Linked DNA regions of Homo sapiens: region 1 is linked to region 2. Evidence: chromatin contacts called from ENCODE Hi-C or POLR2A ChIA-PET data. All regions are on one chromosome and are shown on one strand. Each heading gives the region's core, a stretch centred on a gene start or an enhancer-like site at or near the end of the contact. The rest is flanking DNA. Distances are from core to core; before and after follow the strand shown. Region 1 overlaps IQGAP2 (IQ motif containing GTPase activating protein 2). Region 2 overlaps SV2C (synaptic vesicle glycoprotein 2C).

Region 1 (5,944 bases), core at 2,876-5,375, 410 kb after region 2:
ACAGACTCACCTTAGCGGTGGATGGCATCTTTTTTTTTTTTGAGATGGAGTCTCACTCTGTCACCAGGCTAGAGTGCAGTGGTGCAATCTCAGCTCACTGCAACCTCCACCTTCCGGGTTCAGGTGATTCTCCTGCCTCAGCCTCCTGAGTAGCTGGGACTACAGGCACGCACTACTATGCCCAGCTAATTTTTTGTATTTTTAGTAGAGACGGGGTTTCACCATGTTGGCCAGGATGGTCTTGATCTCTTGACCTCGTGATCTGCCTGCCTCAGCTTCCCAGTGTGCTGGGATTACAGGCATCAGCCACCACGCCCGGCCACATCATTCTTTTTCTAAAGAAATGTTTGTCTTTTTCTCATTTTTTCAAAAGTAATGTATGCTCATTGTGGAAAAAATTGGAAAATCCAGGAAGAATGTTAAAGAAAAAGCTAAAATACCCACTATCTCAACACCAAGTAAAAACCACTGTAACTATTTTGATATCTTTGAACTTAAAGTGTATACTGCGTATGGCATGTTTTACTTTTGTGGCTTCTTTTGGAATGTTATAAAGCCTCTGCCTTGAAAAGGAACCAGTTTAAGAGTGAGAGCCTTACTAACTAGTTACTATACTAATTTTTAAAAAATATCTGGAGGCCTTTTACGTAAGGGTAAGAACACTTTTTTGACATGTTGTTTAGTGCCCACCTTATTAAAGATGTATAATAAATGATATTAAACAACTGTTACTTGTTTAAACAGTCATAAAAGTGAGTTCCTTGAAAGAGTTGGAATAATTTAGTAGAAATGATGTTTTGAGTACTTCAGATACCTTAAAGAGCAGGTGAAATGCCCAGGTACGTTATTACAAACTTACTACACTGGAACCTATTCTGTAAGACCCATACTACAAGTTTCACTCATTTTGTTTATTATTTATAACTAGTTTTGAGTTGTCCTTGGCTATTATATTATTTTGATACCTACCCAGAATTGACATAATCTTCGTGGCACCAGAAACAAAAGAATACCCTTTCAAACCTGCCATGATTACAGATCTGGGTTTCGGATGGATCACTTGTGAGTCAGAACATGGCGCAACTTTGGGTTCTTCTCCCATGGCGAGTCAGACCCTGGCCACAGGCATCAGGCTAAACTTTCTTTGTTTAAAAAAAAAAAAAAAAAATCAGACCGCATTTAAGTACCCGGCTTTCAGGTAGGTCTTTATTTACAATCTGGTCCCCACCCCTGCCCCCCTTCCCCATTACCCTGAAATAATTTACTTTCTTAAGTCTCACTTGACCAGCATTGTATAATCCATTGTCCTGTCATAATGATGTATTGGCCTGATCCATTAACATTATTAAAAGCTTATGTATGCCTTTTAAATATTTTTTTTTTAATTAGTTGGGCTTTCTAGAGGTTTTCATCCCCTGGGAGACAAGGGATTGACTGTACCCAGTGATCCTTAGGCTTTTGGGCTGATTTATCATCTCAGATCATGTTTCTAGTCCTGCCTCCACTTAGTTAGTGGATGTGACCACCAGTGCTGGACCCTCTTTCTACCCGGTGTTTCTGTCACCACCTATGCTCCTTGGTTCTTCCTTATCTTGGGGCACTTCCTTTGTTTTCTGGGACTATTTAGTTTACTCAAAGTTCTTGGTCTTTATTCTTTCATGTAGTATAAATAGTATAAAAATATCTATATATAAACAAATATAGGCCAGGTGTTGTGGCTCATGCCTGTAATCCCAGCACTTTGGGAGGCTGAGGCAGGCAGATCATGTGAGGTCAGGAGTTTAAGATCAGCCTGGCCATGATGGTGAAACCTCATCTCTACCAAAAATACAAAAATTAGCCAGGTGTGGTGGCAGGTGCCTATAATCACAGCTACTCGGGAGGCTGAGGCAGGAGAATCGCTTGAACCTGGGAGGCGGAGGTTGCAGTGAGCTGAGACTGTGCCACTGCACTCTAGCCTGGGCAACAGAGGGAGACTCCATCTCAATTAAAAGAAAAAAAAAAAAGCATGGTGGCACACGCCTGTAGTCCCAGCTACTCGGGAGGCTGAGGCAGGAGAATAGACCCAGGAGGCGGAGATCACAATAAGCCAAGATCGCGCCACTGCACTCCAGCCTGGGCAACAGAGCGAGACTCCGTCTCAAAGAACAAAACAAAACAAAACAAAACAAACAAACAAAAAACAGATATAGAAGAAACAAAGTACTTGTGTTTTAATAATGCTCCCCAACTTGTTAAAGTCAATATAAATACACATTCGCTATTTATCTCTTTTTTTTATTACAACTTCCTTTTTGGACACTGTATATTATTCTCTTGATTATTGTTTTGAACCTGTGGCCTTTCTCAGACTTAACCAAGATTAATATCTCTTTCTTTTTGATGAACCAGATTGTTTCAGCTTGGTCAGTCTGAGCTCTTTCTGGCCCACTTCCTTGTCCTTCTAGCACCGTCCCTGACATTCTTTGAAATATCCTTGCTCGTGGTCACAACAGGATGTTCCAGTCCTATCCTGATTATTTCTGCTTTGAGATGTGGAACCACCACTCTCTAGGGATTCCTCTTAAAAGTCATGTGTTTATATTAATTTTTCAAGTTTAACCTTATTAGCTTACTGGATTCTGCTTTTCTTGCTGTCTAGTTCATTTGACCATTGAGATTCTTCTACATGGGCAGCCACAAACGGAAGCTATGTCTGCCTCTCCTCTGTGATAGGATTACTCTTCCCGCTGCTGATACTGTAGCTGTGTCGCAGCAGCCATGTTTTCAGGTGCAATGGTGATGCCATGGCTCTGGCAGACCCACTTCTGGTTCACCAGCCGTCCAGGTACTCTGGGAGCTTTGTGGAGTAGAGTTTGTCTAGCCAGCTCCCACACAGCCAGGTGGCTGTCTTGCTTACCAGGTGGCCTTTGAACCTGCTCCTCAGGCATTAATGCATAACTTTCCTTGTCTTAACACTCTGTTCCCTTAGAACCTTTTCCTTCCCTAAGAAACTGATTGAACCCTTATATCAGATTGATTATATCTCTAACAGTGAACATATTTGCATTTATAAATAAGATTTCCAAAGACAGTTTCTTAGCTCAAAGGACAGGCTCTAATCCTAGGTTCTCAGAAGGGATATCTGGAGATGGCAGTATTTGGAAGTAAGGTGAGGGAGGCAGTTGCACCTGCTTATTTCTTTCAAGTCCTTCCTTGCTCAGAATTCTCTCTGTGCTCTGAACCATTCCTTTCCCTTTCCTCCTCTTTCTGTCCTAAATTAGTATGGTGGTTATGCCTTTCTGTCTTCCTAAATTCTGAGCTCTTAAGAGACTATGAACCACATCTTGTTACTTCATACAGCTTACGTGCTATTGATTCCAAGTTAAAGTCTCTGGAGTTTGTATATTTAACTCTTCAGGAGGTTTAATTGAACTAATTTCTCTATGATAAGGCTACCTCAGGATTCCTTTGGTTTGGGGCTGAAAATTAGGTATAGAACCCTGGATTTTGATATGATATTGGCAGTGATATATGTGACTAAGATGGAAAAATTTGGTTCAGTAAATAAAACTATTTCAAACATGGAGTCTGTGGTGAAATAGAGATTCTTGGCATTGGAAAAAGTAAGAAAACCACTTTGATAGGTTATCAATAAGTGTTTGTATACAAAGGACACATTTATTTAACAAAGAATAGTAAGAACAAAGGTTAACACAAATGGAGCTTTTAACTATGTGCCTGGCACTGCACAAAATACTGTACTGGTATAATCTCATTTTATCTTCATAACATATCTGTGCAGTGGTCACTATTATTACTCCCATTTTATCACCAAGGCAGTTGAGGCACAGAGAGGCTGCCGAAGGTCACACAGTTAGTAAAAACCAGGATATGTGAGAACTGAACCTGTGCTATTATGAATTCAGCCAGCCAATGGCTTCAAAAGAAGTCAATTATTTCCCTACTTCTAAGAAAATTAAAAGAACACTGGTATCAGACTTGAACTTCAGCACAGGCCTCTCAGCTATTATATTTAACATGTTTTAAATGAAGAATCATGGAACTTGAGAAGGGGAAGGGCCTTGGGAAGTTATTGTAGTCTAAGTCATTCATTTCACAGATAAGGGAACTGAAAGCTTGGGTTACGTGACTTGCTCTTAGTCACACACTGAGGTTTTACCAGTTTTGGGACCAGGATTCAGCGCTTCTGGATTCTAGTCCTGTGGTCTTTCTGCTCTACCATGAGGCTTTGATATACAAACATTCATTCCACATGTTATAGTACAAAATGAGCTACACATAATGTGATCCAAGAAAGCTGAAATAAATTTAGCTCCTGCCTTTTAAGTTTGCATTTCATTACGATAGTACCTTTTAGTGTATATCCTGAAAGTATAGAAAAAACTAATACCACTAGTTTTATCTTGAAAGTGGTAGAAAAAACTAATGCCATGTGATATTGGCAGTAATGTATGTGACTAAGATGGAAAAATTTGGTTCAGTAGATAACAACTACTACTACTACTACTACTATATACTACTTTCATGATATACACTAAATGGTATTTTTTAAAACTTTCTTTATTGCTTCCTGGACTTTAAGTGATATTATTTGTACAAGTAGGAGCACATGGGTCAATGAGTCGGTAGCTACCTCTGGGCAACCCCTCCGTTGCTGGCCTCACTCAGCTGCACAGGTGTGCTGTAGCTTTTGGTGTGGTAGGAGGCTTGCTACCTCACAAAAAGTGCTCTCTTAGACATGAGAAGCAAAGGTGACATTAATTCCATGACTTCCTTTGGAATGCTCTCAGCCCTTTGACTTGGCTGTTAGGTACCAAACGGTGCTTAATAAATTAACTGTTGAAGAGCTACATGAGATTGGCACTTTTTCTATTCGATGGGCTTTTTTGTTTTTTAGATTAAGACTTGATTTCCTATATACTTCAGGTAATAAGCAGCCTCATTTGAATTTAAATGCTTGGGAAGGAAGTTTGCTATTGCTGTTTCTTTTCAGCATGGGAATACTGGGTAAACACAGTTTCCTGATAAACATTTGCCCGTTTGAGTAATCAGCTGGGAAGCACCTCCCACACAGAGATTAGGTGTAAAACGCCCATACCATGAAAAGTGATCTTTCCAAAGCTAACAGTTTAAACCTCAACATCAATGATTTAAAAAAAAAGAAAAAAAGTTGAAAATTGAGGCCAAACAGAAACTATACAATATTTTTTTTAATTTTTTAGTAAATGAGATTTTTTGATATATGCAAATGAGATCTTTACCTGATCAATATTAGCTTAAGAAAATATCAGACTTAAATTTAAAAGCAAAGATTCTTCCATGTTCAGAAAGCTAACTTCTCAGCACCACCTTGTGGTAACTTTTACTTAAGCCAGGATGTTTGTTTATTGTAAGATTTATATTAATATTACATTGTACAATGGAGAAATTAAAAATGTAATTGGAAATAGCTATCTAACTTCTTTATCATCAAAGGGGAAAATTAACAGTTTAGTATAAACATTTTACTTCATGTTATCATCAAACCTATATTTTGTGGTAGCCTAAGTACCTTAATTTAGGGATAGCATGGTAGAGAAAATTTTTTTTTTTTTTGAGACACAGAGTCTTGCTCTGTTGCCCAGGATGGAGTGCAGTGGCACAATCGTGGCTCACTGCAACGTCTGTCTCCCTGGTTCAAGCAATTCTCCTGCCTCAGCCTCCCTAGTAGCTGGGATTACAGGCGTGTGCCACCGTGCCCAGATAATTTTTGTATTTTTAGTAGAGATGGGGTTTCACCATGTTGACCAGGCTGGTCTCGAACTCCTGACCTCAAATGATCGCCTGCCTTGGCCTCCCAAAGTGCTGGGATTACAGACGTGAGCCACTGTGCCCAGCCGAGAAAAATATTTTTATATAGGAGCTGTTCCATAAATAGTAATTAAATGAATGAATGGATAAA
Region 2 (6,480 bases), core at 2,255-4,754:
GCCCCCCCGCCCAGCCAGCCGCCCTGTCCGGGAGGTGAGGGGCGCCTCTGCCCGGCCGCCCCTACTGGGAAGTGAGGAGCCCCTCTGCCCGGCCACCACCCCGTCTGGGAGGTGTGCCCAACAGCTCATTGAGAACGGGCCAGGATGACAATGGCGGCTTTGTGGAATAGAAAGGCGGGAAAGGTGGGGAAAAGATTGAGAAATCGGATGGTTGCCGTGTCTGTGTAGAAAGAAGTAGACATGGGAGACTTTTCATTTTGTTCTGCACTAAGAAAAATTCCTCTGCCTTGGGATCCTGTTGATCTGTGACCTTACCCCCAACCCTGTGCTCTCTGAAACATGTGCTGTGTCCACTCAGGGTTAAATGGATTAAGGGCGGTGCAAGATGTGCTTTGTTAAACAGATGCTTGAAGGCAGCATGCTCGTTAAGAGTCATCACCAATCCCTAATCTCAAGTACCCAGGGACACAAACACTGCGGAAGGCCTCAGGGTCCTCTGCCTAGGAAAACCAGAGACCTTTGTTCACTTGTTTATCTGCTGACCTTCCCTCCACTATTGTCCCATGACCCTGCCAAATCCCCCTCTGTGAGAAACACCCAAGAATTATCAATAAAAAAATAAATTAAAAAAAAATACAAAAAAAAAAAAATTAAAAAAACTATATAGCTGTGTTAATCAAAGCGCTTATTTTGTACAATAATAATGACCTTGAATTTCTTAAAAAAAATTACAATAAGCTACAAGTATCAAAGAAGCGAAGTTATCTGGAGTAGTCTATATAGGAGCTCTTTGGACTTTCTTTTATTATGCTAAAATAGTGGTGCTTTTAGGATTTACATTATTGTACTCTCCAATACAAAGTATGGGGCATGTTAAAGTATACAGTACACCATTTTCATACATGTACAACATTGGTGGATGAAGAATGTCTCTTAGCAGTAATACTGGATGTAGCCTCTGGTTTTACCAGCTGCATACTCTAGGACTATTATATAAGTAAAAATCTCTCTTGTGATACTGGAAAGTGATTAGAATGTGCAAACTGATATAGTAGCTTTCATCCGCCTCTTAAAGGGTACCACCACAGGAAAGTCCATTTAAGATGTTGGTAGGTTTAACAAAGTTGGAATGCTGGCACTGTTGAATTGGGCAACAGTTCTTCAGACCTGGCTCAGAGCTACAATGCATTTAGTATATTAAAGCAGCTGACATGATGACTTTTTGCGAGCCTTCCCAGGCACTGGAGTTTTTCTGTTAATTTGCCGCACTAGGTCATAAAAGATCTCATTAACATTTATTTTTGATTTTGCAGAAGATTCTAAGAATGCACAGTTGTTCCATTGTCTTGCTAGATTTTGACCTTGTTCCTTCCCTACAACTCTTTCATCTTCCAAGTCACACTTATTACCAACAAGAATCATTGGAACATCATCAGTGTCTTTAACTCGAAGAATCTGTTCTCTCAGGTCTTGTAAATCGTTAAATGTGGACTGTGCTGTGATGGAATAAACTAATGCAAACCCTTGTCCATTTTTCATGTATAAATCCCTCATTGCTGTAAATTGCTCCGTTCCTGCAGTATCCAAGATTTCAAGCATACACTGTTGTGCATCTACTTCAACTTGCTCTCTATAAGAATCTTCTATCGTAGGATCGTATTTTTCTACAAAAATTCCTTGAACAAATTGTACAGTCAAAGCAGACTTTCCAACGCCTCGTGAGCCAAGAACGACTAGCTTATACTCACGCATGATGCAAGCTTGTCAAAACCTAGTACTCTGCGAACCTCTCACGCTGTCACCGGGTCTCTGCAGCCAGCGTCGCCCCGTGCTCCCCGCGGGTCGCTACTCTAGGCGCCACGGCGGTCCTGCCGCTGCCGCGCCGCTCCGGCTGGTTTACACGCCTGAATCTGGGCGAGGTTTTCTCAATCCTATTTTATGAAATCCATCTGCCTCTGGTGTTTATGTTGGGGTGGGAGTTAATAATGAAAGAGCAAAATAATCTCATAATGTACTTGTTCCCATCAGGCCTGCAATGTGTGTCTCTGATGGAACAAGAAAGAGAGAGATCCTGAATCTTCTTTGCCATGGCACTGCCACTCCCACCTCGGGCCCTAAGCACAGACGATGCTATAGACCAGGAATCACCAAGCTTGTCTGTGAAGGCCCAGATAGTGAATACGTCAAATTTTTTAGGCCACCTGTGGTCTCTATCACATTTTCTTCTTTACTGTAGCCATTTTAAAAAATGTAAAAAAGAATGCTTAGCTTGTACGCTGCACGAAAGCATAGTTCGTGGACCCCTGCTACAAACCTGCACATTCTTTGTTACTAGCTAAGAATATGTCTCCAAATGTGGACATGGTCTCCTATCCTGATAAGCAAGGGTCCTCCTGTTCATCTAGCCCAACGCTGATGCTGGAGGCAGGCTTTGGCTCCTGCTTCATGCCCTCTTGGCCAGCACAAGTGCTGATACCCTGTTTACTGCTGTTGCTGTGAATGTTAAAGTCTCAGAGCCAAGAATCTCATGTGTTCTGCTGGCACCCGTGAGCCTGGCGGTCTAACTGACTAAATTTCAGGTAAGGTGAAATCTCAGACCCCTCACAGTTCTTGAGAGAGGCAGAAGGGGAAGGGAAGGAGAGGGGGCATGGTGAGAGATACCAGAAAAAACACTACACGGAAAAGAGATGACCCAAATGAAGAGGTCAGTTCCCCAACCCCTACGCTGGCCTGGTGTTTAAGTCCAGTTTCCATGTTGGCCTTCACAGAATCAGAGCTCTTCTTTGCTAGATAAAGTGTGGGGGAGTCTTTGGCTCCCCCTGGAGGCTAGAGTTTGCCAACGACAGGTAGGACCTGAAACACAATATGAATTGCTCTTTACTGTAAAACAAAAGGAAAGCTGACCATGACGAGATTTTACTCAAATGGCCCAGGGGTTAGGTATAATTCAATTAAAAAGGGAATTTGTCCTTTAAAGTAGGGGGATATATATATATGGCTTTAACTAAAAAGAAAAATGGACACAGAATCTAACAGTGAATGTTTAGGTATTAGTGACAGTCATCATTGTTAAAGTGCAGAGAGAAAATTAGATCTAACACAGAAGAGTAACATGGTGCTAAAATTTCCCCCATATCCCAGACAACTTCCTGTTTGCAGCTCGATGTGCTGATGAGATACTTTTAACACGAATCCTGAGGGCAGTGGACCTTAGAAAAATTATCATCTACAATTGTATGTTAAATTGCTAAGTAATTAAGATGTAAGATCTAGAAAATCACATACAATTTATTTCCAACAGCTGAAATTAGAACTTTCTAAATAAAAGCTAACCATACAACCCAAGGGTTTAACAAGTCAGAGTCTGTTTGGGAAAGCCAGCGTGTGTGTCCCCGAGAGGTGGATTGCAATCAGTAATAAAGGCATGAGTCCAGCCCTGTCAGATCTGTCTGACAGCCCCCACTGCACTCTGTCAGAATCTCCGCATGGGGATGGGTCAGGTTGCAGATGGTGACAGCATCATCCGAAAGTCTATGAGAAAGTGAAGGTAACACAAAGCCCTGGGATCCCTACCTTCCACACTGCTCTGCTTATCTGCACACACAGCTGTGAGGCTCCAGCCAGGCCCCCAGGAGCAATTTGTTATTTGTGACAACCTTGTGTGCATGGTGTTCTCCCTCACCCCCCACCCCAACACACACACAGGGAGCCAAAGTTTACTACGTTTAGTCTAAGTTGGGTTTTGAGATTTAAATGTTCAAGACTTAAGTGATTACCGATGGGGAAAATAGGAAGTGGCCTGGAGGTTCTCAGTTCGGGGGAGAATGGTTGTGCAAATAGAAAACCATGGTAGTGAATCTGCTACCCAGTTTTCTAAGAAGAGCTGCGGTTTTGTTTCATCCTGTCTCAGAGCTTTATTAATCAGCCATATTGTAGGTGACATGCTCCAGGACACACAGAATTTATGTCCTTGTGCTCTTTCCTCTAAGAGCTAATTAATGTATTTTTATTGGTGAGAAAGTTCACTCCACATATTTCTTCTCCTTGCATCATGATCAATTCTCCAATCTTAAAACCAAATCACCCACCACCACCACCCATAAACACCCTCTGCTTCAATCCTGGTCCCCATTTACTTAATTCCTATCTTTCCCCTACTTTTAAAATCTATTCATTAAAACAAAACAAAAGCCAAAAACATCTTTCCTGGGATTGCCTGGAGAAGACTTGACAGGACCAAGAGGGAAAACTTTCTAACCCCCAATCACTGTTTAGTTTATGGCTGGAATTATGGGGGAAAAGTAGAATGAGGTTGCTTTTGATGTTCTTTTGAAATGATTTGCAGCATTGAAAGAAATATTAGCAATTAAGCCATTTTGATTTTCTTTAAAACTGAAAGTAGAGGCCGGCAAGGTGGCTCACGCCTGTAATCCCAGCACTTTGGGAGAACGAGGTGGATGGATCACAAGGTCAGGAGATCGAGACCATCCTGGCTAACATGATGAAACCCCGTCTCTACTAAAAATACAAAAAATTAGCCGAGCACGGTGGCGGGCGTCTGTAGTCCCAGCTACTCGGGAGGCTGAGGCAGGAGAATGGCGTGAACCCGGGAGGCAGAGCTTGCAGTGAGCCGAGATCACGCCACTGCACTCCAGCCTGGGCGACAGAGCGAGACTCTGTCTCAAAAAAAAAACAACAAAAAACAGAAAGTACAGAAGTGTATATATTTAATAATCAATTATATTAATCAATATATTATATATTAATATATACAAATAATATATACAAATATATTAATCTGTATATATGATTCTTAATGCTGTATTTCTTATAGTCTGGGTATCCCAGTGAATGAAATATTTTCAGCAGTGTTTTGGGAAGTACAGAGATCTTCCCTTATATGTTCCAGGACCCGCTAGTGATACCTAGAATCGCAGATAGTACCGTCCCCTATATATACTGTTTTTTCAATATATACATACCCATGGTAAAGTTCAACTTACAAATTCAGCATAGTAGGATATTAATAACAATAACTGATAATAAAATAATAAACTAGAATAATTATAACAATATACTATAATAAAAGTTACCTAAATATGGTATTTCTGTCTCTCAAAATAACTTAATATTTTCAGACCATGGTTGGCTGCGAATAACTGAAACCACTGAAGGCAAAACCGCAGATAAGGGGGAACTACTGTATGCTATTCCAGATATGTGTTATTATGTCCCAAACTATCCAAAATCTTAGTGGCTTTAAACAATAGCCATTTTATTGTATCTCACACTCCTGTGTGACTTTGGAACTTGGACAAGGCTTGGCTAGGTGATTCTTCTGTTCTTGGTGGTTTAAACAGAGGTCACTCAGTGGTATTTTGCTGGAGGGTCTAAGATGACTGACATCTGGGCAGGAATGGCTGAAAGATTGTTTTCTTGTTCTGTTCCTCTAAAATACCAGTTCCTCTTAGATATTTATGCTTTGTTTGTTCACTGTGCTGATATAGAGGAGATTTCTCTGAAAAGAAAACCATACTTTCATTGTTTATAATTATGCTTAAACTTAAGAAGATAAATACATTTTTCATAAGTCTGTTTCTCATGCATTTTGGGCCCAGTGGGGACAGTAGGTGAGAGCACCTATCTGTGACCTCTTCAGCATATCAGTCTCAGGGTAGTCAGATGTACAGATGGGGCCTCAGGGCTCCAAAAGCAAGTGCTATGGTAGACAAGGTGGAAACTGCATGGCCTTTTATTACCTAATCTTGAAAGTCACATAGCATCACTTCTGTCATACACTATTCATTCAAGCAGTTACCCAGAATCAAGGAGAGGCAACATAGACTTCACCTTTTCATGGGAAGAGCATTGCAGAATTTGCAGCTGTGTTGTACAGTCACCAAACATGCACACAGGAGACATCTCCATTCTATTACATGTTAGAGTAAATTTCTTTTCTTTTTCAGGTGTAGTATTTCCAAAATATTGTTCCCACCATTGAGTTTTATAGCAGTGGCTCCCAGTCTTTTGGATTTTTAATTCCAATTTTGAAAAAAAAGAATGAGCAAGATTGACAGAGGGAAGCCCACCTTTATTTTACTAAGGAAGAACATTTAAAAATAATGATTGCAATAACATGCACACTACTCTTTATACTCACTATCATTTTATAAAACAAAAGGCATGTTCACATTAAAATAATAGGAAGGGCATGTTCTTAAAGGACCTTTTTTAAATTGAATAAATTTATCTTTATGAAAAAGACATATCATTTTCCTTGTTTTTCTTGTTTAACTGCAGGCTGGTGGAAACTGTCTCATGGAGCCTGCCTTTTTGGCAGATTGGATTTGGGAATTATTCTTCTAGACAAAAGGTCTCAAGTATGCCACTTATACTTTCTTGGGACACTCAAGATTTTATGGTCATAATTTCATTTTTGAGTTAGTTCTGTCAATTGCATAGCTTTATGTGAGGAGGACT

What was found. Hi-C counts contacts between places; a loop is a spot of excess contacts on that map. ChIA-PET counts read pairs that join two places held with the same protein, here RNA polymerase II (POLR2A). Pooled maps may share reads with other maps.
Region 1: a loop to region 2 is called in a pooled map, with 7 times the contacts of the local background. The contact joins two enhancer-like sites. A Hi-C loop is called at or near these places in 4 of 37 single-sample maps with no recorded cell type and 9 of 50 pooled maps. POLR2A ChIA-PET finds 5 or more read pairs at or near these places in 1 of 52 experiments (activated T-cell).

Annotation. Positions count from the first base shown.
Region 1 is chr5:76,578,291-76,584,234 of GRCh38, forward strand. All of the region lies in intron 5 of IQGAP2 (IQ motif containing GTPase activating protein 2), which reads left to right. Among named protein-coding and RNA genes, the nearest start is that of F2RL2, 42 kb to the right of the region's middle. RefSeq lists an enhancer at 3,937-4,026. Within about 2 kb of position 4,126, at least 4 of the 41 ENCODE cell types and tissues checked have a DNase peak (open chromatin) inside an H3K27ac peak, as active enhancers do.
Region 2 is chr5:76,172,432-76,178,911 of GRCh38, forward strand. The region is part of intron 2 of SV2C (synaptic vesicle glycoprotein 2C); the gene reads left to right. It also overlaps the pseudogene RAP1BL. Among named protein-coding and RNA genes, the nearest start is that of SV2C-AS1, 92 kb to the left of the region's middle. RefSeq lists an enhancer at 3,680-3,759. Within about 2 kb of position 3,505, at least 3 of the 41 ENCODE cell types and tissues checked have a DNase peak (open chromatin) inside an H3K27ac peak, as active enhancers do.